2 separate regions of the Homo sapiens genome follow, and region 2 is linked to region 1. A link is a loop called in an ENCODE intact Hi-C map of the cell type or tissue named here. Cell type or tissue: CD4-positive, alpha-beta T cell. All regions are shown on one strand. Links, peaks and the distances in the headings refer to the core of each region. The heading gives the core; the rest is flanking DNA. Region 1 has its middle 49 kb from the start of MIR7159. Region 2 overlaps LINC01016 (long intergenic non-protein coding RNA 1016).

Evidence for each region. Hi-C counts contacts between places; a loop is a spot of excess contacts. Peaks named below come from ENCODE experiments on the same cell type or tissue, not always from the same donor. Only the 100,000 strongest peaks of a DNase experiment are listed, where the experiment ranks them.
Region 2: it touches region 1 in a loop (1.9-fold over the local background); 2 of 110 quality-filtered maps call a loop at or near these places.

The regions. Positions count from the first base shown.
Region 1 is chr6:33,941,581-33,954,718 of GRCh38, reverse strand. No RefSeq gene overlaps it. Among named protein-coding and RNA genes, the nearest start is that of MIR7159, 49 kb to the right of the region's middle. RefSeq lists an enhancer at 1-291. In CD4-positive, alpha-beta T cell, for the core only: no CTCF peak of the experiment used is centred there; no DNase peak of the experiment used is centred there.
Region 2 is chr6:33,879,763-33,890,065 of GRCh38, reverse strand. LINC01016 (long intergenic non-protein coding RNA 1016) reads left to right here. Exons shown (of 3, transcript NR_038989.1): 3 at 1-555. It also overlaps a transcript of LOC105375027 not described here. Among named protein-coding and RNA genes, the nearest start is that of LINC01016, 12 kb to the left of the region's middle. In CD4-positive, alpha-beta T cell, for the core only: no CTCF peak of the experiment used is centred there; a DNase peak (open chromatin) is centred at 3,045.

The DNA of each region.
Region 1 (13,138 bases), core at 2,221-10,220:
CCATGGCGCTGGGGGAGGAGTAACCAGTGGAGGGAGGTGAGGAGGCCAGCATGGCAGGCACGTGTGAATGGGGAGAGGGTGGTGGCTGGGAGTTTACAGAATGTCTGGCCATGCTAAAATTGTGGATTCAGGCTAGGAATGACAGCCTTGGGACCATGGAGACCAGAGCAGGGATGTGGTCTGATTGATGATCTCAGAGGGTCCCTCCCTAGAGGACAGCCTGTGGGGCAAAGGCGGAGGCAGGGGACCAGTGAGGGGTGATTGCTGTCCTCCAGGCCCCAGCTAGGATGGCAGCAGTGCAGCAAAGTGGTCAGATTTTGGGCACTTTTTTTTTTGAGATGGAATCTTGCTCTGTCCCCAGGCTGGAGTGCGGTGGCACGATCTCAGCTCACTGCAACCTCCGCCTCCCAGGTTCAAGTGATTCCCCTGCCTCAGCCTCCTGAGTAGCTGGGACTATAGGCACGCACCACCACGCCTGGCTAATTTTTTTGTGTGTTTTGGTAGAGATGGGGTTTCAACATGTTGGTCAGGATGGTCTTGATCTCCTGACCTCGTGATCCACCCACCTTGGCCTCCTAAAGTGCTGGGATTACAGGCGTGAGCCACCGTGCCCAGCCAGATTCGAGGAACTTTTTAAAAAATGGCTTTATTGAGATATAAATCACATAGCCTACAATTCACCCATTTAAAGTGTATAATCCAATGGTTTTTAGTATGTTTGCAGAGTGCAAGCATCACCACAATCAAATTTAGGGCATTTTCATCAGAAAGAAACCCCACAACCATCAGCGGTCATTCCCAATTTCTACTCCCCACCCCAACCCTGAAACCTTTCCTCTCCCTCACATCCTCTGGCCGCAGGCAATCACTGATCATTGAATACTTTCTGTCTTTGTACGTTTGCCCGATTCTGGACGTTCCCCCCTCTTATCTAACGGTAATTATATATCCTTTGATCAGCCTCCTCCCATTCCCTCTCCCCCAGGTCACCCCAGCCTCTGGTAACCAAACTCCACTTTCTATGTCTATGAGAATGACTTTTTAGATTCCACACATGAGAATCACGTGTCTTTCTGTGCCTGGTTTATTCCACTTAACATAGTGTTCTCCAGGTTCATCCATGCTGTCACAATGACAAGATTTCCTTCTTTTTTATGGCTGAATAGTACTCCACAGTGTGTATGTACCAATTTTCTGTATCAGTTCATCTGATGAAGGACATTTAGTTTGATTCCATGTCTTGGCTATTGTGAATAGTGCTGCAATAAATATTTGAGTGCAGATATTTTTTCAGCATGCTGATTTTATTTCCTCTGGGTACGTTCCCAGTAGTGAGATTGCTGGATCATATGGTAGTTCTATTTTTAATACGTTGAGGAACCTCCATACTGCTTTCCATAATGGCTGTTCTAATTTACATTTCCACCAACAGTGTGCTAGGGTTTCCTTTTCTCCACATCCTTGCCAACACTTGTTATCTTTTGTCTTTTTGATAATAGCCGTTCTCACAGGAGTAAGGTAATATCTCTTTGTGGTTTTGATAGGCAAAAGACCTGAATAGACATTTCTTAAAAGAAGACATCCAAATGACCAACGGGTATATGAAATCATGCTCAACATCACCAATCATGGGGAAAATGCACATCAAAACCACAATGAGACACATTTTAAAGATAGAGCCAGCAGGATTTCTGATGGGTCGAAGGTGCAGGATGAGGAAAGGAGAGGCACGTGTCCTGCTCCAACCCTGGACCAGCGGCTGGCTCTGGGCAGCTGGTCCCTGCTGTGACAATGGAGCTCTGGTTCCGCTACCTGCCCCCAGCCTGAGAGGTGCCCTGTGGAAGCTGAGGCAGGAGGAGGGACAGCTATGGAGCACCCAACAGGGACCAGATGGCAAGCTCACTTCCTGACTTTTCAAAGCCACTGCACTCTTTCACATCTGTCATTATTGTCTTTTACACCAAGGCTTCCAGGAAACCTTCCTGCTGCCTCGAACACAGTATTGGCTTCGCTACATGACTTTCTTTGCAAAAACACAGGAATTCCCTCAAGAAATTTACTTATCTGCTCTGTGGACCTGGGATGTCCTCTAGTTACTCTCACTTCCTGGGTGACTCGAGAATGTCCTTGGCAACCCCAAACACAACCTTTTTCCTCCAGGAGCATTTCCAAAGGCAGCTGCAAGACCAGGAGGCTTTGTCTCAAACTGAAAAATAAGCCGCCTTTAGCAGATTCTCAAAAAATGTTTGTTGATTGAATGAAAGAGGTGAATAGGGGTGAGGAGAGAAAGACAATTTCTGAGCTCCCTCTGAGTCCCTTCTCTTTGATTTGCTTTGAAGTTCCAGAATATCAGACATGTCCATGGTCCCATATAAGAGCAGGAAACTGTCCCAGGTCCAGGTGCTGAGGCTCAGCACCATTTTGGGTGGTCGTCCTTGTCCTGCCCCAACACAAGTGGGTCGTGGGGCAGCCAGTGGTCCCCCCTTGTCTGTCTCTCTGCTCGCACCCACCCACACCTGCCCCTCAGCCTGGCTCTCTGTCCCTTATGGGCCATGCTTTGTGGCCATTTGGTTCTCTGGTGGAACAGGGTCTGGCACCCCCATTTTTTGAGCTGGACGGAGTTCAGCTCCCAGTCCTCCCTCCCCTGAGGAGTCATATCCCAAGGAAGTTCCCTTTAGAATGCCCAAGACATCCCAAAGTGCTAAGGCCTAGATCAGAGATTGGCAAACTATGGCCCATGGGTCAAATCGGGGCCACTACGTATTTTTATATGGTCTGAGAGCTAAGAATGGGTTTACATCTTTAAATGGGTGAAAATGAATCAAGATAAGAATAATATTTTGTGACGTGAAATTATATGAATTTCAAATTTCGGCATCCATAAATAAAGTTTTCTTGGGACACAGCCGCACATTTGTTACGTATTGTCTCTGGCTGCATTCGCCCTGCATGCGCAGATTAGGCGGCTGTGATGCAGGCGGTGTGGTTGGCAGAGCTCAGTCACGTGCTATTCGGCCCTTTGTAGCACAAGCTTGGGGGCGCCTGGCCCAGAGCACGTGCGGCCCGTGGCACCTGCACCACCTGCTCCTAAGAGTGACTTGGGTTGTGGAAGTGAGTTCCTTAGACCCTTGAGGCATGAGTGTTTTCCCACCTGTAATCCTGCTTCCCGCTGAGGTCGGTCTGAGGGTTTGAGGATTTCATGAGATTGGCTTGTGCCATGAGTGGCCCCAGTGGCTCAGAGCGGTGCCTTTCGGTAGCTCATGCTGCAACCCCTGAGACTTGCCCTTAACAGGCAATGCTGCCCCCAGGCAGGTGGGCCCCTCTCCTGCATGAGAAGTCAAGTTACAGGGACCACGGCAGGTGAGGAGGGCAACCTGGCAAGGGAAATGGAGTCACATGGCTCATCCTAAGAGGCCAGTGACTGGAGATAGCTCCTTACCTTAGACGGGTGAGGAGACCCATCAGGGTGGGCCACTGCCCGGCCCAAGGGGCATGGAACACATGGTCCAAAGAGCACTGTCTTGGTCGGCCCAGGGGCCTTGGGCAAGTTCCTGCCCTCCCCTGGGTGTGTCCTCATTGGCGACTCGGCAGGGGTGGGCTTGCAGCCCCCACCTCCCCCAGTCTGAGGCCAAGTGGCCCTCACCAGCACTCTCCTCCCTGGCATCTTCATATCACCTCTCAGGCATTCATCAGCCCTAACCACCAGCCTCCAGGGCAGGGCCATCTGGGTGTGGCTGGGCCCAGGGGCCCTGGAACTGCTTGAACTCGTGGAGGCAAGGGGGTTGAATCCCTCCCTCTCACCTCCCACTGTGGCTTTATTAATTGTTTATATTGGAGTCTGTTAATTGGCAATAACCAGCATGCTGAAGTGTCTTTTAATCACCCCCTCTCAGGGCCCTGAGGCTGTGAAGAATTGGTGGATTCAATAAAGCAAGAAGGAATTAGCACCCCCCATCCTCTTCATTATCACAGTTAGATAAACTGCCAACACCTGTCATGCAAATGAGCAGGAAAGAAAACCCAGCCCCTCCTCCTGGCCCTGCCAGGAACTTCCCTGGGTGAGGTAAGATGCAGGCCAGGCTATGACAGGCATTGCACACACACACACACACACACACACACACACACTCACACACAGGCATACAGACCCACAGACTCACCTCCTGTGCCGTCCTGACCACACTCACTCACTCACTTAATAGGCGTTTCTTGAGCACCTACTATGTGCCTGGTGCTGAGGAAACTGCAGTTTATCAGGGGACCCAGACCCTAGAGGACAATGACAGAGGCCTCTACAGGGTGCTGTGGGGGCCAGAGGGACAAGGACTCTCTTTTTGGGATGCAGGGAAGGGAGTGAGGGGAGGTTCTGTTGTCCGTGCAAACCTACACCCTCGAGAAGAGTCCTAACATATTGCATAGTGCCCACTCCATCTGCGAAGGCACCTGAAGCTCCCTGACTCTGTCTGTAGGTGAAGAACCACCCCCAGAAGGCTCTGACACACCCACACTCTGGCAGTTACTGGAGGAGCTGTTGCTGGGCTTGGAGACAGGGCAGCCAGGAGAGCTTGCAACAGGCAGGGTTGGAGCTGCAGGTATGGCCTCGGGTTCGAGGGGCTGCGGCGGGAAGCTCTGGCCTGCTGGGTGCTGGTAGGAGGGCCCAGGCCCCTTGTCCTGAAGAATAGCCAGTGGCTCCCCATCACTAGCATCTCAGACTACATTGAAGTCCCTGCCACAGCTGAGTGGGCTCCGCCTCTCCACCAACTCTCCACTGTTCCCAGTGTTCCCATCACCTCCTGTAACACACACCTGAGCTCCAGCCACAGCCGGGCCTTTGCCACCCCACCCCTGGCTGCTCCCGTGCTGCCTCCTGCCCACCCAAATGTTTCCCATTCATCCTGCAAGGCCCTATTTGGTTTTTCTTTGTGGGGAGGGGTCAGTGAAGACAGTGGGTGGGACAGTAGTGGATACAGGATGGGGTCTGTTTCCTGTTCAGCTGTTAGATTGGGTTTGGACCTGATGAGAGGCAAGGGCCAGATGGTGAAGGGATTGTGAGAAGCTGAGGGACTCCATGAGCAGATGAGGGCTTTCAGATTCCGACAGGAGGGTTTACTCATCAATGTGACTATATATTTGTACCAAGAAATGGCTATGGCCACCAAGCTCCTTCTGCATCATAATTGTCTGCAGACCTGACTTGTCCTCCTGGTGGTAAGCTCCCTGGGGGCAGGGACTGAGCTTTATTTATTCCCAAGTCCCAAGCCAAAGTCCTGGGGTCTAACACCACAGAGGAGCTGACAGAGCAGGTTCCACAGCTCACCCATGTTACCCTGGCACCCAAGCAGGTTGGGAACCAACACTGACCCCTGGGTGAGGCCTTTCCCCAAAATGGGACTGCCCCCAGGAGGCCACCGTCTCCCTTTCTCGGCTCTAGCTCCTCTGGTGACCTCCTGTAGCTCCAGCAAAGTGGGAACATTACTGCACATCTGCGTAGAGGCTGAGGCAGGCACCTGGGAGGAAGAACAGAGGAGAGGTTGAGGGGCATCTCTCTGAGAGGCACCCACCCAGAGAGCAGCGTGGGGCCAGCCGGCTGGTGTACTGAGAACCTCTGACAAATGAGGGGCCAGGCCCCAGGCTTCCTGACTTTAAACTCCTGTTTCCTTGTCTGTCAAGCTGGGATCCTAAATCTGACCTCATAGCCTCCCACCTGCAGAATCCCCCAGTGGCCTCCATTGGAAGCTGAGCATCATCTGTAGGCATGCAAGACCCTGGGGGCCTGGCCCTGCTCCCCGTCTTCCTGCACCAGGCCCCCCACACTCCAGTCACGGGGAATTCCTTGCTGTTCCCTGAACGTGCCGCTCTCCCATACTCATCTTTGCCTTTCCCCCGTCTAGAACACTCTCTCCTATCTGGCAAATCCCGCTTGGCCTCCAGGACCCAGTTCTCTGACTTTCCTTCACACCCTGCACACTGCAGCTCTCCCTGCCTCTCATCGTCCCCTCTACATGGAACTTCTGAGGGGCCATGTCTCATTAGCCTCATGTCCGCAAGGCCTGTGTGGAGCAGGTGCACAGTACCTGTTTGCCAAGGGAGCGAGTGATGCTCTCTGGGGTCCCCTCCAGATACAGGATCCTGATGGAGTGGTCTGTGTGCAGGTGTGAGGGGGAGGTAAGAAGGTGGGGGAAGCTGTGTCCCTTAGGGCTGGCCTCAGGCTTTGGAGCTCCAATACCCCCTTCTCAGAAAAGCCCCAGTGCCCCATTGCCCCCAGACCCTTCTTATTGTGCCCCCACAGAGCTTGAGTTCAATAGGATTAGGCTGGACTGGGAGCAACAGGTGTGAACTCTGAATGAGTTAAACAAGATGAAACTGGATTTCTCTCTCATGTAAAAGTCCAGGTAAAGTCTCCCAGGGATGGCACCACAGCTCTGCCCTGTGCAGCCCTCAGCAAGCTAGGCCCTTTTTTTCTTAGTGGCCCCACGATGGCCTCCATCCCAGACCTCACCTCAGGTCACAGTTCCCGGCTTTTGACTGGGGGATCTCCCTACTCTTCTGAGACCACGTGGATTGAGCAGGGCTGATCTCACTCCTGGCTCCAGGTGGACTCCTGGCCCCAGCCTCACAAATTCATTAATGTCAGGGTTTTGGAGAGGTGCCCTCTTTCTGTGAGAGTTTTCTAGCTAGTAGAGTGAACACCTGGGGTTGCCAGGGGCCATCCCTGCCCCCATATGTGAAGCCAGCTCACAGAGGAGTCGGAACAGTCCTGTTGACAAGGCTTGAGCAGCGGGACCCAGCCGTATCTGGAGCTCCAAACTTTGTATTGACCTGGGCCAATACATCCACCCCCATCGTTTTATTTTTCTTTGTTTAATTTGAGTATAGTTCTGTAAAATTTGATTAATACGAAAGCTTAGAATGTCACCCCTCTGCGGATATTTGGATTTAAGTAAAAGAAACTCTGAGATGGAGACACATTGAAACCCCAAAGGAAGAAGCTAGTGAAAGGAGTGCATGAAAATGCAGAGAATAGGCCTGCCCTCTCCAGTGAGCCCTGCGCTGTCGGCTCCATTACCCTTGCTGGCTTCCCCCCAGCTCCCGGCCTCCTCTGTCTCTGCCCAGACCTCCCTCTGGACCCTGCAGCTATGTGCTATGCTCAGCTACCCGCTGGACATGTCTGCTGGGAGAGCCCACACACAGCCCACGTGCCACATCCAAAACCAAACTCATCTGCCCCACCCCTGTAGCCCACTGCCCTCTCCTCCCAGCCCAGTCCCCTCAGGGACACCCCTTACAGTTCTGTGTCCTTCACTTCCTGCCACCTTGGGCTGCTGTAATTCAGTGTGAGCGCCCTCACAGTCTCTCCCAACCTGCAGGCCTGCCCTCTCTCCGTCCACTCACAGCCCAGCTGCCAGGGCCTCATCCTAAAAGCATGCTGGTTTGGGATGGACTCTGTCATCCTGAGGCAGGCAGGGTGCTGTGATCTGGAGGAACTGTGCAGAACGCCCCAACAGGGGAGGCTGGGAACATGGGAAAAGCCTGGTGCATGGCTGCCTCTGAGCAAGAGAGGCCGTGAGTCCTGTCTCCTGCAGAGAGTGATGCCAATCCAGCTGTCATCTTGGGGACCTCCTGAGAGTAGATGGGTCCAGAGAGCTTGCCTCACCCTGCCTTGTTGGGCCCCACTGGGAACGGCTCTGGCCTTCCCAAGAGGCCTCAGCAAACTCAAAGCCCTTGGTCACAAGCTTCAGGTGCAGGCAGAGGTAAAGCTCAGGAAGTCCAGGATGAGGATACTCATCCCTCATTCAAGGACTTCTACTGATTTCTAAAAACCCTGCCCCTAAATGAAAAGCCATTAAATGAAGACATATTTTCATTAATTTTAGAGAAAAAATTACTGTGGTTGCTAACTAATGTCAAGGCATCTAATTTCTCACAGATAGAAAAACAGCAACTGAACATGGAAAACAAGTTTATATAAGTAATAAGTAGCAATATGAGATTAAGCACCACAGTTTGTAACTAAAATGTAATGTGATGAGGGTTTCTCTTTCTTGGGAAAGGAGTGGGTGGTGCCTGATGTCAAGATAGGAGGGGAAAGGGTTCAGTGTCTCTGAGGATCTGCTTTCAGGCAGGAGCTGTTGGGGGTCATGGTTATCTTGCATTGAAAAACAGAGAACAGAGAAGCGTAACTCCAGGGCAAAACCAAGGCTTAACAGAGAGCACTTCCACCAAACAGGTGGAAATGGCCGTGCAGGCAGCAGCCTGAGGAGCCCTGGAAGTCACTGCTCGCATCTCCGGCTCGGTGCCTGATAAAGCAAGGCAGTTTGGCCTGTCCAAACTTGGAACGCAATTCAGATGTATTCCGTGTGTTAACCTCTGCCGAGACACCGTAGAGCGCACTAAACAAGTGGCAATTAGGACTTTTCTCTGGAAGTGTCATGCCAGCCTCCAGGTGAAACCAGCCTCACTGGGAGCAGTTTAACTTTGTATTTTTAAAAATCATGTGAGCCAATAAATCCTCTCTACTGTTTAAGGCAGTATTTTCTGTTACTTGCAATTGAAATATGCACCTGCAGATTCCTCACCCGCAGGCCCTGCATCCATCTGCGGTTTGCCAATTGCCCATTGAAGGTGCAGTGAGGCTTGGATGCTTGTGTCTGTACTGACCATGTGCAGTCTTTTTTCCCCTGCCATTATTTCCTACGTAACACATATAACAACAATTGTATTAGGTATTATAAGTAATCTAGGGACGAATTAAAGCATACGGGAGGATGTGCATAGGTTATGTGCGAATACTATGCCATTTTATTTTTATTTTTTATTTTTTTGAGACTGAGTCTTGCTCTATTGCCCAGGTTGGAGTGCAATGGTGGCATCTTGGCTCACTGCAACCTCTGCCTCCCAGATTCAAGGGATTCTTGTGCCTCAGCCTCCCAAGTAGCTGGGATTACAGGCGCCCACCACCACACCCGGCTAATTTTTGTATTTTCAGTAGAGATGGGGTTTCGCCATGTTGCCCAGGCTGGTCTTGAACTCCTGACCTCAGGTGATCCACCCGCCTTGGCCTCCAAAAGTGCTGGGATTACAGGCATGAGTCACCTCGCCCTGCCATATGCCATTTTATATCAGAGACTTGGGTATCCTTGGAGTCTGGAATCCTCAGGGGTCCTGGAACCAATCCCTTGTGGATACCAAGAGATAAATTTATTTAATTCGTGGGTTTTGGGGTGAAAATGTTTTTATAATGAAAAAGAAGGTGGGAGGGGGAATTGTCAGAAAAGTGGTGTAACTTTTCGAAAGCCAATAGGGTGAAAAGTCGTCAACCGGGGAGCCTGAGGAAGGGTCTGTGTTTTCCCAGGACCGGAGGACTCCTTCCCAGCCCTGTTAGGAGGAATAGACATCTGTCCACCCTGGTGCCCACCAGACCGGGGGTGTGGGCAAGCCGATCCCTACGGTTGGGAAGGGTATCTGCTCTGGGAATCCAGGAGAAACAGAGCTGGGGGTGAAGCACTTGGGTTTCCCCACTGCCCTGCACGGGCGGGCCACGGCTCCCTTCCCCTCCTCATCCCTCACAGAGGCCCTAAAGAGGGAACAATCCCGTGAATGTGGTTGGACTCTGAGCGTTTATAAGATTCAAGCTGAGATATGGGACTATTATTCTGTAAGTTTGTGGGGAGGGGCAAATCTGATTCCCCTCAGCGCCCCTTCCCCCTGTGTGAAGCCTGCGGTTCTGGAGGCCCAGCGTCCCGGCCCCCACTTTACGGCAGTGAAGCTCCTCCCCCATTCTTGGTCACACTGTTTGGATAGGATTGGCTCTCCTCAGCCCAGGAGCGGGGCCTGGGTATTTGCAGCCAATCAAGGAAGCTCCTCAGTCACAGGATTTGGTCCAAATTGGGGACAGGACCCATTCAAGCCAATGAGACACAAGGAAATTGGTGTTGGGGGACTCCGGGGGAAAGGAGCCCCTTTGTTTTTCGGAGCTTTACCGGCAGAGCTGTGCTCGCTGCCGCTGGACTGGAAGGAGGGAGCATATGCCTGTAGCTCCACGAATGCTGACAGCCATCAGCGGGCGGAGCGGGCAGTGTTAGGATAATGCTGACGCCATGGAAGACAGAGAAGATAGATGGGAGTAGGGTCTCCAGTGACACCACTGGGTTGCTGGAGCCAGCCTCACCTGAAGCAGTTTAACTTTGCATTAAAAACAACAACAACAACAACAAAAACATGCCAGCCAATACATCCTGTCTACTGTTTAAGGCAGTATTTTCTGTTACTTGCAATTGAAATATTCCTTCCTGACAATGCCGGTCTCTGCTCCAGTATTGAGGGTAACACCCATGTGGATCAGAAAGAAGGGGCCCCGACACAGGGCAACAGGCAAGGTTACTGATGGCAGAGGGCTGCTGGGCACTTCCCATGCAGGGCTTCGGATCGATGATGGCATCTGATTCATGATGGACATCTCAGACTGTCGGCTGCTTCGTGACTCAGGGTCAGGCATTCAGTCTCCCTACAGCCCATGGTGAGACCCGTTTCCTCAAAGAAGAGTTACTCATTCAGAAGCTCCAGAGACTCCACTGGGAATTTGCGACTGGGGGCTTGTCTCTGGTGAACTCCAAACAGCATTGTGCCCCACCCTGGACATTAAACACCACCACTAGGAAAGGCTGAGGACAAAGGGTCCTGGGCCACAGCTGAGACCCCCTGTAGAGCCTGGCTTTGCTTGGGGCCCCACTCAAAGCTGGATGTTTTCAGGTTGTTTAGAAACCCCTTTTAAGTTGGTAAAAAGAATTGATCTTAAGGCTGCCTTCAAAATCCAAAGAAGTCATGGAGCATTGTGCCTCCTTTTAAGTTCTTCATTTGAAGAGAACTTTCCAACATGTCTCAGACCACTGCACCTGCAGGATCCTCTCTGAGGTGCCAGGGCCTGAGTCACAGCCCAGTCTCTGTCACATGTGCATCTTAACAAGACATCGAGGACACCTGTGACTTCCTTCCAGTTGGACACTATTAGTGTTGTGCGATCAATACAAAGTACGGGCCCATTGGCAGGATGATGCCCGTTGGGATGAGGAGCTGGTCCAGGCTGTGGGAAGAACCAGAAAGCCAGAATTTCCTGAGGCAGAGCTGTACCATTCTGTTCCTCTCTCTGCCAGGGGCAAGCAAACTGCTTCAAGTGTTTTCTGTTTGTCAGGTGGAGTACATTCCATTTTCCAGATCAGCAACTGAATGCCAAGCACAGGGCTGAATTAATTTGCTCTACCAAGGAGCCCACATCTGGAACAGCAACTGCAAATGGAGTGGCCACCCAATTAAGTGTACAACATGCCACTGCTGTTTGCTAAAACCTGGCTATTTTTGACACTAGCCAATCTGGGATAGAAAGGAGATATCGTCAGTATTGTCCCAACTACATCTTTCTGGTGTTGGGTGGTGACACTCAGCCTCGCAGTCCCCTGGGGTTGCAGTGTTGCTTTTGGTTTACTGTATTCATGGGTAGAAGGAGCTCAAGCGACTTCCTCCTGGCCCTTCCTATCACTAAGGCCTTAGTCTTCTGATCAAGAAGCTGATGTGGGTTTTCTCTCCTATAAAGACCTCTATTTCCTTTCAGGAACTTGAGAAGTCATTGCTGGAGGGGGTTGAAGTCCCACTGACCTACTGTAGGGAAGATTCAGGTGGGAACAGTTATCCCTGAGCTCCCAAAGTGCCAGTCTGCCCTAGAGACCACAGTGGCATTCCTGTTCCCAGGAGTTAGAGCTAGCTCAGATAATCCCCTAATCACCCATTCCTCCTGTGATCATGTCTTAGTTCATTTGTGTTGCTATAAAGGAATACCCGAGGCTGGGTAATTTATAAAGAAAAGAGGTTTATTTGTCTCATGATTCTACAGGCTGTAGAAGAAGCATGACGCCAGCATCTGCTCCTGGTTAGGGCTTCAGGAAGCTTCTGCGTATGACAGAAGGCAAAGGGGAGCCAGCTGCAGAGATCACAGGTCAGGAAGCCAGAGAGAGGGAAGAGAGGTGCCAGGCTCTTTTAACGATCAGTTCTCTTGGGAACTAATAGAGTAAGAAAGCACTCACCATGAAGACGGCACCAAGACCTTCATGAGGGGTCCACTTCCATGACCCAAACACCTCTCCCGAGATCCTACCTCCAACATTGGGGATGAAATTTCAACATGAGATTTGGAGAGGACAAATATCCAAACCATGTCAACTTAGTAACCCAGGTAAAGGGCAGCAGCTGTGTTTGGAGGAAGCTCACGGAAGATTTATCATGTCCCGTGTGTGCTGCTATAACAGGTTCTAGCTCAAAGGCCCTGTCTGCCCCTGCATTTGAGAAGCTCTGGGTCTGAACCAACCCTGGACTGGGAATTCCATCTCAGTTACAGGTACTCAAGCAAGCCCTTCATTCACCAAACCTGGAAGATTTTGGTTATAGAATCAAGACCTCAATGGGCTACTTGCTCATTTCATCCCTTCACTGATCAAGGGATGTCTTGATCAATTACCCATACCCAGGGATCACTGCTTTCGGAGTGATTCCCTTAGAACCCATTCCCTGCCTCCTTTTTAGGGGATGGCCATGACCACTATTTTCACATAGTTACTTAACCTGGGCTAGGCCACTAAAGCTCCTCCCACCCACTCTAAGATTAGAAATCCCATTGTAACAGCAGCACTTCTGCTATAATTTCTAACTATTGAGAGTGGGTAACTGAGCCCATTTTACAGATTTGGGAAGGGTTGATATGGAGTTTTATTGGCACTGACCACCAATAAATGGTTATGCATGGCCATGACAATGTGCCTCTCACATCACCTTTTGCGGTGCATGTAATTGACTGCTGGCCCCAGCGGCTGCACTCTGACTCCTCCACTGTGTTTGTACCAACACCACCTGCCCAGGCCTACCTGTGCCCTACAGGGATGCCAGGCAGGCCCAATCCTGTGAGATGCGGGGCTCCTCTTACAGGTGACTGTGGCTCAAGGACTTCCCATCAGCCTTGCGGAAACTTTCTCAGAGCTGCCCAACCACCTGAAACTCTCCTGACCCAGCCTTCCTTCCTTCCTTTGGTCCTTCCCAGTGGTCAGACCTGTGGTGCCATGAGGGCTCTGCCTACTGCCTCCGCCTTTCTCCCCAT
Region 2 (10,303 bases), core at 1-8,000, 62 kb after region 1:
AACAGCATCTTGTCATTTCTAGATGTTTCTACTTTGGTTGACTCTTTAATTTTTCTGCAGTTAAAAGCCTTAAAACAGCAAGGAAGCAGGGGACAGGAGGGGAGCCCAGATCTCTCCCAAAGAAAAGGAGAAAGACTGAATCCTTGAGGCCTGCCGTACAAAGGAGTGGTGGGTTGGAGGAGGGTAGGCAGAGACTAGGGTGGTCTGGGACTTTAAGTACAAGGCCCCGTGGATTTCATTGGGGGGCAAGCCATGTGCAACAGGGAAGCTCAGGAACCGGGGGGTTTCGCACAGAGGTCTGGTGCTGTGAGGTACAGGGAAAGAATTAGTGGATCTGGACCAGTGGAACATTGGTTTAGTGTAATCTCTGATTTGTGTTGAGTGAATTTGAGTATAGTCCAACCACCACCCCCCTACCCCAACTAAACCATGTGCCCCTCAGGAGCTGGGACTCTTCTATTTTCTATTCCTTATAGCAGGCTCAGTGCCTGACACACTACGTTGAATTTTATTTTAAACATTTCATTTACATTAAATGGTATATTTGCAAGTTCATTCTTCCAGACCTCAGTTTATTCTTTTATCTAGTCATTTTAAAGGGATTCTCTCAGACCCTCCACTAGCTAAGAGAACCGAACTTTTCTTCCAGAATTGTCAGGAAATGGGACTTACTGACTTAGTGAGCTACTTATTTTATCTAGAATTAACTGTGTCTAATAAAATATATATGCACTTTGGGAATGGATGAGGTGCTACACAAATGAAAGATGGTATTATTCATCATACAGTGTTTTTGATTATAATAGATTATTCTCTGCCAAAACCCAGAAGGGCCAAGTCGAGGTAGGTTGCTGAAAGGGGAGGAAGTCTAAATAGCAGAATCAGACTTTTCCATAAGTTTGCAGTGGCGTATGGACAACACTCAGGCAACCAGCCCTCGGCACAGCAACAGGGGACCCACCTCCTAAGTTGGGGCTGAGTAAAGACATATTCCCGGGGCAAGGCTTTGCCAAGGCAGGCCTCTTCTGAAACATAAGTCCCATCTTTCTCCCGGCCCCGCCACCCCACCTCAGATGTGCTGTCTAGAAGCTGCACATCTGGGGCCGTTCAAACTCCTGGCTCGAATCACTGGAATCATCTGAGCAGGATAATTTTACATTAATGATTAAAAATTGCTCTTCTAGATATAGCCTTGCCTCAGGGTAGCCATTAAGAACATTACTTCGTAATTTAAGAAGCTCAATGTAGGGCGCTTTGGGCATTTGCAAAGAGGGAACTGTACTCATATCTTGATAAATTGCAAAATGTCTCCCACCATCTTCTTGTTCTGTATCTCCTCTTCTGCCTTCTGCCATTGCACTCTCTGGCATATAATCCTTTTAAAGAATAAGAACAAAAACAAAAAAAAAAGGAAGATAATGAAAAGCCTATTGTTTCTTAGTGTCCGCTGATGTTAAACACGCACACGCATGCACAATTATGAATTTTGTGTATTTCTTCCGGGGGATGGAGCCATAAAGGGTTACACTTTGGTATGTGATTTTGGAGCCTACACTTGAAATGGGAATTTGAATGTAGTTGAACAGACTTTTAACATTGCCCCGAGAAGAATGATACTGGCATTTGCTTGTCTGCGGTGTCACACCCCGGAGTGTGGAGGATCCTCACCGGCTCTGTGACTCACCCTGGAAGTTGCACCTTTCTCGGGGGGCAGGGTGGGGAGTTACTTTTTATAAGTAAACCCCAGAGAGCAGTGTTTCCGTATCAATCAGTTTCTCAACAAGTTTGAGAGCAGATTGTGCCTCAATCCCTATCGTTGGGGATGCTCTCCAAGCTCTCCGGGGTGCCGCCAAGCCAGGATCTCCCATTCTGATGCATCCTGGGTCTCCTCTTCCCTTGCCCCTCTTCCTTGTTCTCCACTCTGAGCCAGCTAGACAGGTGAAGCAGAGAACCTGTCTAGTCCAAACTCCTTATTTTACAGATCAGGAGCGTGAGGCCCAGAGAGGGATTGCCCTTACCCCATCCTGCATCCCCTCTCCTCCTCTTCTGCCTTCACCCCAATACCTTCCAGCGTGAATGATGCCCACCCTGTCTCTCTTCTAGCCCCGCATCCTGCATTACTCTTTTCACAATATTTTTGAGTAAGTGGCCTGCTGCAATCTTATATTTGGCATGGCAAAGGCAGACCCCTTTCCCTCCCTCCAGACCCCCAGCTCAGCCACTGTGAGTGCTGTAAGGCCAGTCCCCACCTGTGTCCTTCTATTCATCACAAACTAAGCACATGCTACTTTATCTTTTATCTCCTCGTGTCCACAAAACAGGCCACAACCAAGGTCATGCTGCCAAACAGATCTGGGAGAATGGTAATTGACAATTCACGCTAAAAATTGTGTTGAACAAAAATTCTCTTCTATTAGAAAAATGACAGGAGAGACAACTTTGCCATTATGTTGCTTTCTCCTCAATCGGGACACACAAAAAATCTCAATAAAAATGTTATATCAAAGGCTCGCAAACATCATTCAAATCTTCCCTAACCCATTGCTTTCATTTGAAAAACGAGCATTTCATTAAAGACACTTGACAGGATGTTAATTTGTTGTGGGAATCTGTCAGTGTCCAAACAAATACTTGCATGTTTTGTGCAGATGAGGTAACCGCTTGTAGAATGGCAAAACCAGAAGGCATTTGGGTGACCTGCTTTGGCCTTTTGACTTTACAGAAGAAGAAACTGTTGCCTGGTGAGAGAAAGAGACTTGCCCAGGGCCACTCACTGGTAGTAGAACTGGGACTAGAACGAGAGCCTCCCAACCCCCAGGCAGGGCCCTTCCTTCTCACAATGGCAGAACCACAAGATATTGACAATGGAAAGGATCTTGGAGGTCTCCCTAACACTTCTAAATACTGAAAGGTTGGACCAACCACATCAAGAGAGAGCCAACTACGCTGAAGAACGTGTCATCACCTCCTGAGAGCTGCCTGAATTGGAGGCGCAGGTCCCAGGAAGTAGTGACTCCTCTTCAGAAGCTGGGTCTGCAAGCCTGTGCAAATGTGAGGTTTCCGGTTCCCTCCCTCCTCTGGTGGAAGCTGCTAGAGGGCAGACACTACGTATCTCGATTCTTTGCTGTCACCTTTCAGCTGTCAGCTCTGATGTTTCTTCATCCAACGGGTGCTGATGGAAGCTCCCCAGCTGCTGGGTCAGTCGCCAGCCATCTGAGGTGTCGACAGAGAAAGAGAAAGACCAGGAAACCATTTCTAACATAGTTGGCCCAGAGCAGAGAGTGAATCACCAGAAACAGACTGGAAGAGGCTATAAAACGAAAATAAAACAGGATGGTAATTTATGATGAGCAGTAAAAAGGCCTGGGACGCTGAACAGCTAGTGAAGGTTCATTTCCCTCTACTCTGTGGATCTTTAACCATGCTGAGCATTTCCCTGTCCAGCCTGGCAGCCCCTAAAATTTGGAAAGCCCTCTGTCCCCCACATCAAGGTGAGAAAGTAAGGCTGTCTTGACAGCCCTTGGTATACTGGTTCTCCTCTGCAAAAGCACCTGCCCACAGGGCCCCAAAACCCTTACGATAAAATCCATTTCCATTGTGCAACACCATATAGATGGTGAGGCACATTCCCACCCATTATCTCATTTGATCCTTACAGAAACTCTGGGAGGGGACTTCGTTTTTTTTTTTTTTTAAGAGACGGAGGCTTGCTCTGTCGTTAAGCTGGAGTGCAGTGGTACCATCTTGGCTCACTGCAACCTCCGCCTCCCAGGTTCAAGTAATTCCCCTGCCTCAGCCTCCTGAATAGCTGGGACTACAGGTGTGTGCCACCACACCTGGCTAATTTTGGGAAGGGCCTTTTATGAAGACATAAGGGTACTGAAAATCACTCACAGCAAATCAAAGACCCAAGACCTGACAAACCCCAGACCTGGACTCAGGACGACCCAACAACCTATTTCAAGATCAAAGTCTTTCTCAAACCTGCCCCATGAGCCTTGCTAGGAGCAGAAGACTTTGAAATTTAAGATATTAAGTGTAGGCTGTTCCCCTACTTCTACACTCCTCCCATCCACGAAGCCCCAAAGGCTGGAGCCCAGGTCCAGGACAAAGGGCACCCACAAAGAGCCTAAAGAGCCTCAAGGTGGAGTGAGCCAACTTGAGAGGGAGGCCAGCAAACCTCTCTGATGTCAGAGCCTTCAGGCAGTGATTAGGGCAGGCTACCTCTCTGCCTCTCCCTGGCCCTATCAGGGTGGTCACCCATGAGTCACTGAAGTTTATGGAGCCCATGGGCTGTCCCTGCTCTGAGGAGCCCAGCTGGGTCTCCACAAGGCCTGGCCAGGTATCCCAAAGGGCTAAGCCAGCCTCTTCCCCACTTACTGGTGGGTGTGAATTGCTCCTAGCTGCCTGTACCTGTCGACCTCTCGTCCTGTGCAGGGGGGGTGGTGTGTGCCCTCAAGCTCCCAATCTACAAAGTTCAAAAGTGAGGGCATGCAGCAACTGGTGAGAGGGCATCCTTCCAAGCTGGGTTTAGAAGGTGTCTGAATGAGGAGGGAGGTGCCTGGAAGCAGAGCGGCTCTGGACACCCTCACATTCGTGTGGCTGTTTCTTGGGTTGACCTGGGGGTCTTCCTATGGGACTGTCCCTCTGTAGTATGGTGGAGTAGGAGGGAAGAGGGCCAGAGCTGAGAGCTCTGGGGTGGAGTCCAGTGCCAGTCCTACCACTGACTCATCATGTGAGTCACCTCTCTTGAGACCCAGTCACCTCTACTTGTCCATTTTATAGTACCCTTGGAAAGTTCCCATGAGTTAATGGGTATGGAAGGACCTGGTAAATAAATCAAGTGCCCCTGAGTTGTAGGGTGCTATAACTATCATTAGCTGAGCAAGGAGGTTACCAACAGCCCCATCCCATTCCTGATGCATCTTGGGGCTATTTATGGCGAGTCCCCAGGCCTGCTACCGCCATCGTGTCCTCAGCACATCAGGGCTTGCTTGTTCACATACCCCTCCCTGTGTACAAGCCTGAAACTCAGGGAAAGCAAATGCAACTCCACATCAGGCCAAGGTAGAGGACCCGAGGGTCACTGATCCCGAATATTCCCAAGCCCACTCCCTACCCCCACAGACATCCTTTCTTTTTAATCATCCTCTCCCCATGATTCCTCAGAGGAAGGAGGAGGCCACCCAGCTCAGAGCCCTGTTCTGCTCTCTGCTCATCTACCTGAAGCTCAAACTGTCCTGATCTCCATGCTTTTCAAGAACAGGTGTCAGCAAAGACCTCAGGCATCCTCAGCAGAAGGCCTGAGAGCTATGGTCTCTAATTGAGGCTGTTCACCGGACGCTGACTTACCGGTCTGAAGACCTCAAGACCCAGAAGACCACTTCTGGTTACTAGGCTGGGCAGCAGCTGCCCTAAGCCTCTCTTTGGTATTAATTTCCTAATCTGCCCCAAGAACCCCAGGTTCTTCTTAGGACAGTTTCTGCTGGCTGTTCCCTTTTATTTAACCCAGAGTACCCCTTGGGTCACTTGATACTTGAGAGGAGAATTCTTTGTTAAGCTAGAGCACAGATTTCAAAAGTGATTTTTCAGGGGCGTGGATGCCACCACCAGGATCTTAGGGGATGGCCTCCCCTTGCTCCCCAAATGCCCAAATTCTGAACTCTTGGGTGTCCAACCCCACCCAGCCAGTCCCCAAAAACTGCTTCTCCTTCCTCTCTCTTGCTCCGCAACACCTCCTGGCCCCAACAACGCCACTATTCCTTGAGTGGTTTGACATAAGTGAAGTAACAGGTATAAAACTGAGTTTTGAAGTAATTGACGCAAGAATTTGGACTCTGGAGAACTTCCCAGAGGAATGAAAATCAGCAACGTGGTGGCCTATTTGGAAAAGACCTGCCATGATGAACAAACCCTAACAATGCTAAGCAGGTCTGTCTGCTCCTTCCAATTCCTTTTTTTTTTTTTACATCTATTGTGCACTTTATTTCTATTATTACTACATTGTAATACATAATGAAATAATTACACAAGTCATCATAATGTAGAATCAATGGGAGTCCTGAGCTTGTTTTTCTGCAACTAGATGGTCCCATCGTGAAGAGATAGGAGACAATGACATATCATCAGGCATTAGAGTCTCATAAGGAGCATGTGACCTAGATCCCTTGAACATGCATTTCACAATAGGATTTTCACTCCTATGAGAATCTAATGCCTTTGCTGATCTGACAGGAGGCAGAGCTCAGGTGATAATGTGAGCAACGGGGAGTGGCTGGAAATACAGACGAAGCTTCACTCGCTTGCCTGCCACTCACCTCTTGCTGTGCAGCCTGGTTCCTAATAGGTCATGGACCTGTCCATGGTTTGCAGGCTGGGGACCCCTGCAAGGATCCAGATTTAAATTCAGAAGAAGCTTCATCTACTTCTGTAGTTCCATTTTCTTGCAATACCTGCTGCAGCAAACTTGAACATTGCAGGATTTTCTCAAGCCGCTCAATTTGGTCATCTTGCTTTTTAATAGTTTTTCTTATCACGGCATTTTCTACTTCAAGCCTTATTTTGTGTGCTGCTTCACATTGTATTTTTGTGCATGGCCTTCCGTCTCCATAGTACATCTTATAGTTGCTGTAAGTTGATCCTGTATTTCTTGAAAATTTTATTCTTAGCCTCAATTGCATAATCTTCTGCAGTCTTTCCATATGCATCTCGAGAAAACACATCAGTATTGTGCTGCAGAAGAAGAACGACTATATCTTTTTCTCCAAGATTAACAGCAAGTATGAGGGCTGATCTGCTAAGATAATCAATTGCATTTACATTTGTGTTTTTCTTTAATAAAACTTCCACCATTTTCAGTTTTCTTTGACTCACAGCAAGTAAAAGTGGTTGATATTCATATGAAGGACATTTTCCGGGGTGTCCATGGCCAGAGGACGCTGGCCGGCAGCGGTCAAACTTGAACCGCAAACTAGAAGCCACCGCCAATTCGAATCCCAATTCCTTTTTAAAAACACTATCAAAGAATGTGTGACAGAGAATCCACCCAGACTTGATGATCTGCACCTCTTCAGGGTAGCTGTGCCATAGAAACTGGCAAACTGCTGGCCAGGCGCGGTGGCTCATGCCTGTAATCCTAACACTTTGGGAGGCCGAGGCGGGCAGATCACCTGAGGTCAGGAGTTACAGACCAGCCTGGCCAACATGGTGAAACCCTGTCTCTACTAAAAATACAAAAATTAGCCGGGCATGGTGGTGCATGCCTATAATCCCAGCTACTCAGGAGGCTGAGGCAGGAGAATCACTTGAACCCAGGTGGCAGAGGTTGCAGTGAGCTGAAATTGAGCCATTGCACTCCAGCCTGGGCTACAGAGCGAGACTCCGTGTCAAACAAAACAAAACAAAACTAAACTAAACTAAACTAAACTAAACCTGCAAACTGCTTCTTGGTCTTGGTCTGGGCGTATTCTCCCAAATTCGCTAAAGGAAAGGATAGAAGTTTCTGTGGCCCAGAGCCCAGAACTGAGCATCCTGGAGCCCCTGCCAGAGGGTGCTGGCATCCTGCTAAGCATTCTTCTCCACCCTCCTCCCCAAAGTTCTGCAAAGGAGACCTCATCCAGGTGCTCCCCATGCTGGCTGTGGGCGCCAGGCTGATGGCCCTCCAGAACGGTGCCTTTGGAGGTTTACTGAGGCTGAGTGAAGCCAGAGTTAGTTCCCATCACTTGTGTCGACATGGATAGTTGGACTGCTGCCCTTGCTTAGGGGCCTTTCATTCTTCACTGGAATCCAAGTTACACTTCCGCTTCTTCGCTAGTTGGCTGCTGCATATCTAAGCTGCTCAGAGTCCGGCCACGGCAGTTCGTCCTGCACTTGCCAGGTGTTTGTAGCTCAAAGGCACCATGCTTGGCTCAGGGGGCTCCCACTCCCAGTACTTATGGAGCCCCAAGAAAGGAATGGCTAGGAATCCCACCCACAATGCTCCTGTAAGGCCAAGATAGAAAAGGCTGCCTTCAGGTGAGCCAGCTCGCCAGTCCTAGAATGAAGGCAGAATTCAGCCTAGGCCAATCTGAAGGCAGTTCTTTTTTTTTCTTTGAGACGGAGTCTCACACTCTGTCACCCTAGCTGGAGTGCAGTGGTGCTATCTCGGCTCACTGCAACCTCTGCCTCCTGGGTTCAAGCAATTCTCCTGCCTCAGCCTCCCATGATGGTGATTCTTAATTAGCAGGGCCTGAAGTAATGAGTCTCTCTCCCTTCTTTAACAATGCAGGTGAGACGCTCCCAGGAGCACAGATCCCGATGGGGCTGTCTGGCTTTTCTCTTTGCAGAATGCATTTATCCCCTGCCCCTGTTCCCCTCAACCTCCCTCTGTTTATGTTCAGGCTGATGTTTCTATTGATGTATTGATCTCTGCTAGCTGAGGAACATTTCTGCTGAACACACTCACTTGCTCAGTGGGGGGGCCAGAGGGGCAGGCTCTGCAGGGGGTGCCAGGGACAGCAGCCTCAAGTCTGGCCTAGGGTGGGGAAGGGTGACATCTCTGCCTGGGACAGAGATGTTGATGGGAAACAGAGAAATGATTACTTGTAAAGACAAAAGTGGGCAAAGGGAAGAACTATGATCAACAGCTGTGGCCTCCCATGGATGCCCTGGGGCACGGGGCCTCGTGTGGCATGGAGACGGACTGGCCTGGAATCGTTTTACTCCACTTCACTTTTGAGTGGATGCAGATCAGTCTTCCCACCTGCATAGGGAAGCTTTTTTCTCCTTACTCTTCGTCCATGGTTAAGAGACTCAAAATAACATGGGAATGTGTATTAAAACCTGTAAACTGCCAAAGGAATCAATGTGAGCTAGGATGCCTTGTTGCCACTACCTGAGGACCTGTGAGGTTTTTAGCTGAGTGTGATCTTGAGAGCATAGTTCTCCCCTTAGCAGCTGAATTGTTTGAAATGCTTGTTTTCCGGTGCCGTAAAGAAATCGTACTTGAACATAAATTTATTTAGCAAGGCCATTTTTACTTCCTGGAGGAAGGGTACACTCGCCAGCAGTTTTGCCACGAGTACACCGAACGAAGGAGACAGGGTCATTCATAACCTGACGCGTCCACCCTACTGCTGTATCCGGTTTCCACTGGCTGGAACGGGACCTCACGTTCTGTATTTGTCCTGATTGGCTAGCAACTGAGAACTTTTTAAAAGAGGCAAAGGTAGAGGAGAATAAAGGAAGGAGGAAGTAACTTGTGTAATGCTGAGAAAGGTAAAAACACCTTCAAATAAGGAAGAGGAACAGGCTATGACCTAATGCTTGCTTGGACCAGTATAAGCAACCCAGGACAAATATTTAGGCTAAATTGTGGGAGCTAAGAACATAAAGTATATTGATTTCTTTATTACGGCTAGCAGATATTTAAGAATGTTAGCACAGGTCTTTGAATAAATTTTGCTTCTAAGAGAAGTTACTATTTATTCCTAATTAGACGGGGAGGAAAGTGTTTGATAGAGGAACCTTTACTTTTTACAGGGACCCAGACGGGTCTGCAGCGACAGGCTCACAAAGAGGGCCCATCTGCTGTCCAGAAGAGACATGCTTGTCTCAGCTCGACAAAGCAGTTCCATTGCCACGCTCTCACTGCTGGAGCTCCCCGCCCATCCTCCACCCAGTGGAATTTGGGGTGATCCGAGCAAATCTCTCATTTTTGCAAAATTCCATCAGGCATTTAACCAAAGGCAGATTCAGGCTGAGGGTAGGGGAGAGTGAGGGTAGGGGAGAGGGTAGGGGAGAGAGGGTAGGGGAGAGGGTAGGAGAGGGTAGGGGCACACAAAAGAGGGCAGCTTCCTTGTCTTTAATGTCATGCGCCTCCCTGTGAAGAGACCACCAAACAGGCTTTGTGTGAGCAATAAAGCTTTTTAATCACCTGGGTGCAGTTGGGCTGAGTCCGAAAAGAGTCAGCAAAGGATGATGGGATTTTCATTAGTTCTTCTAGGTTTGGAATAGGTGGTGGAGTTAGGAGCAATTTTTTGTGGGCAGGGGGTGGATCTTACAAAGTATATTCTCAAGGGTGGGGAGAATATTACCAAGCACCTTCCTAAGGGTCGGGGAGTATATTACAAAGTACCTTCTCAAGGGTGGGGAGGGTGTATTGTCACAAAGTCAATTGATCAGTTAGGGTGGGGCAGGAACAAATCACAGTGGTGGAATGTCATCAGTTAAGGCGGTAACAGGCTATTTTCACTTCTTTTGTGGATCTTCAGTTGCTTCAGGCCATCTGGATGTATACGTGCAAATCACAGGGCATATGATGATG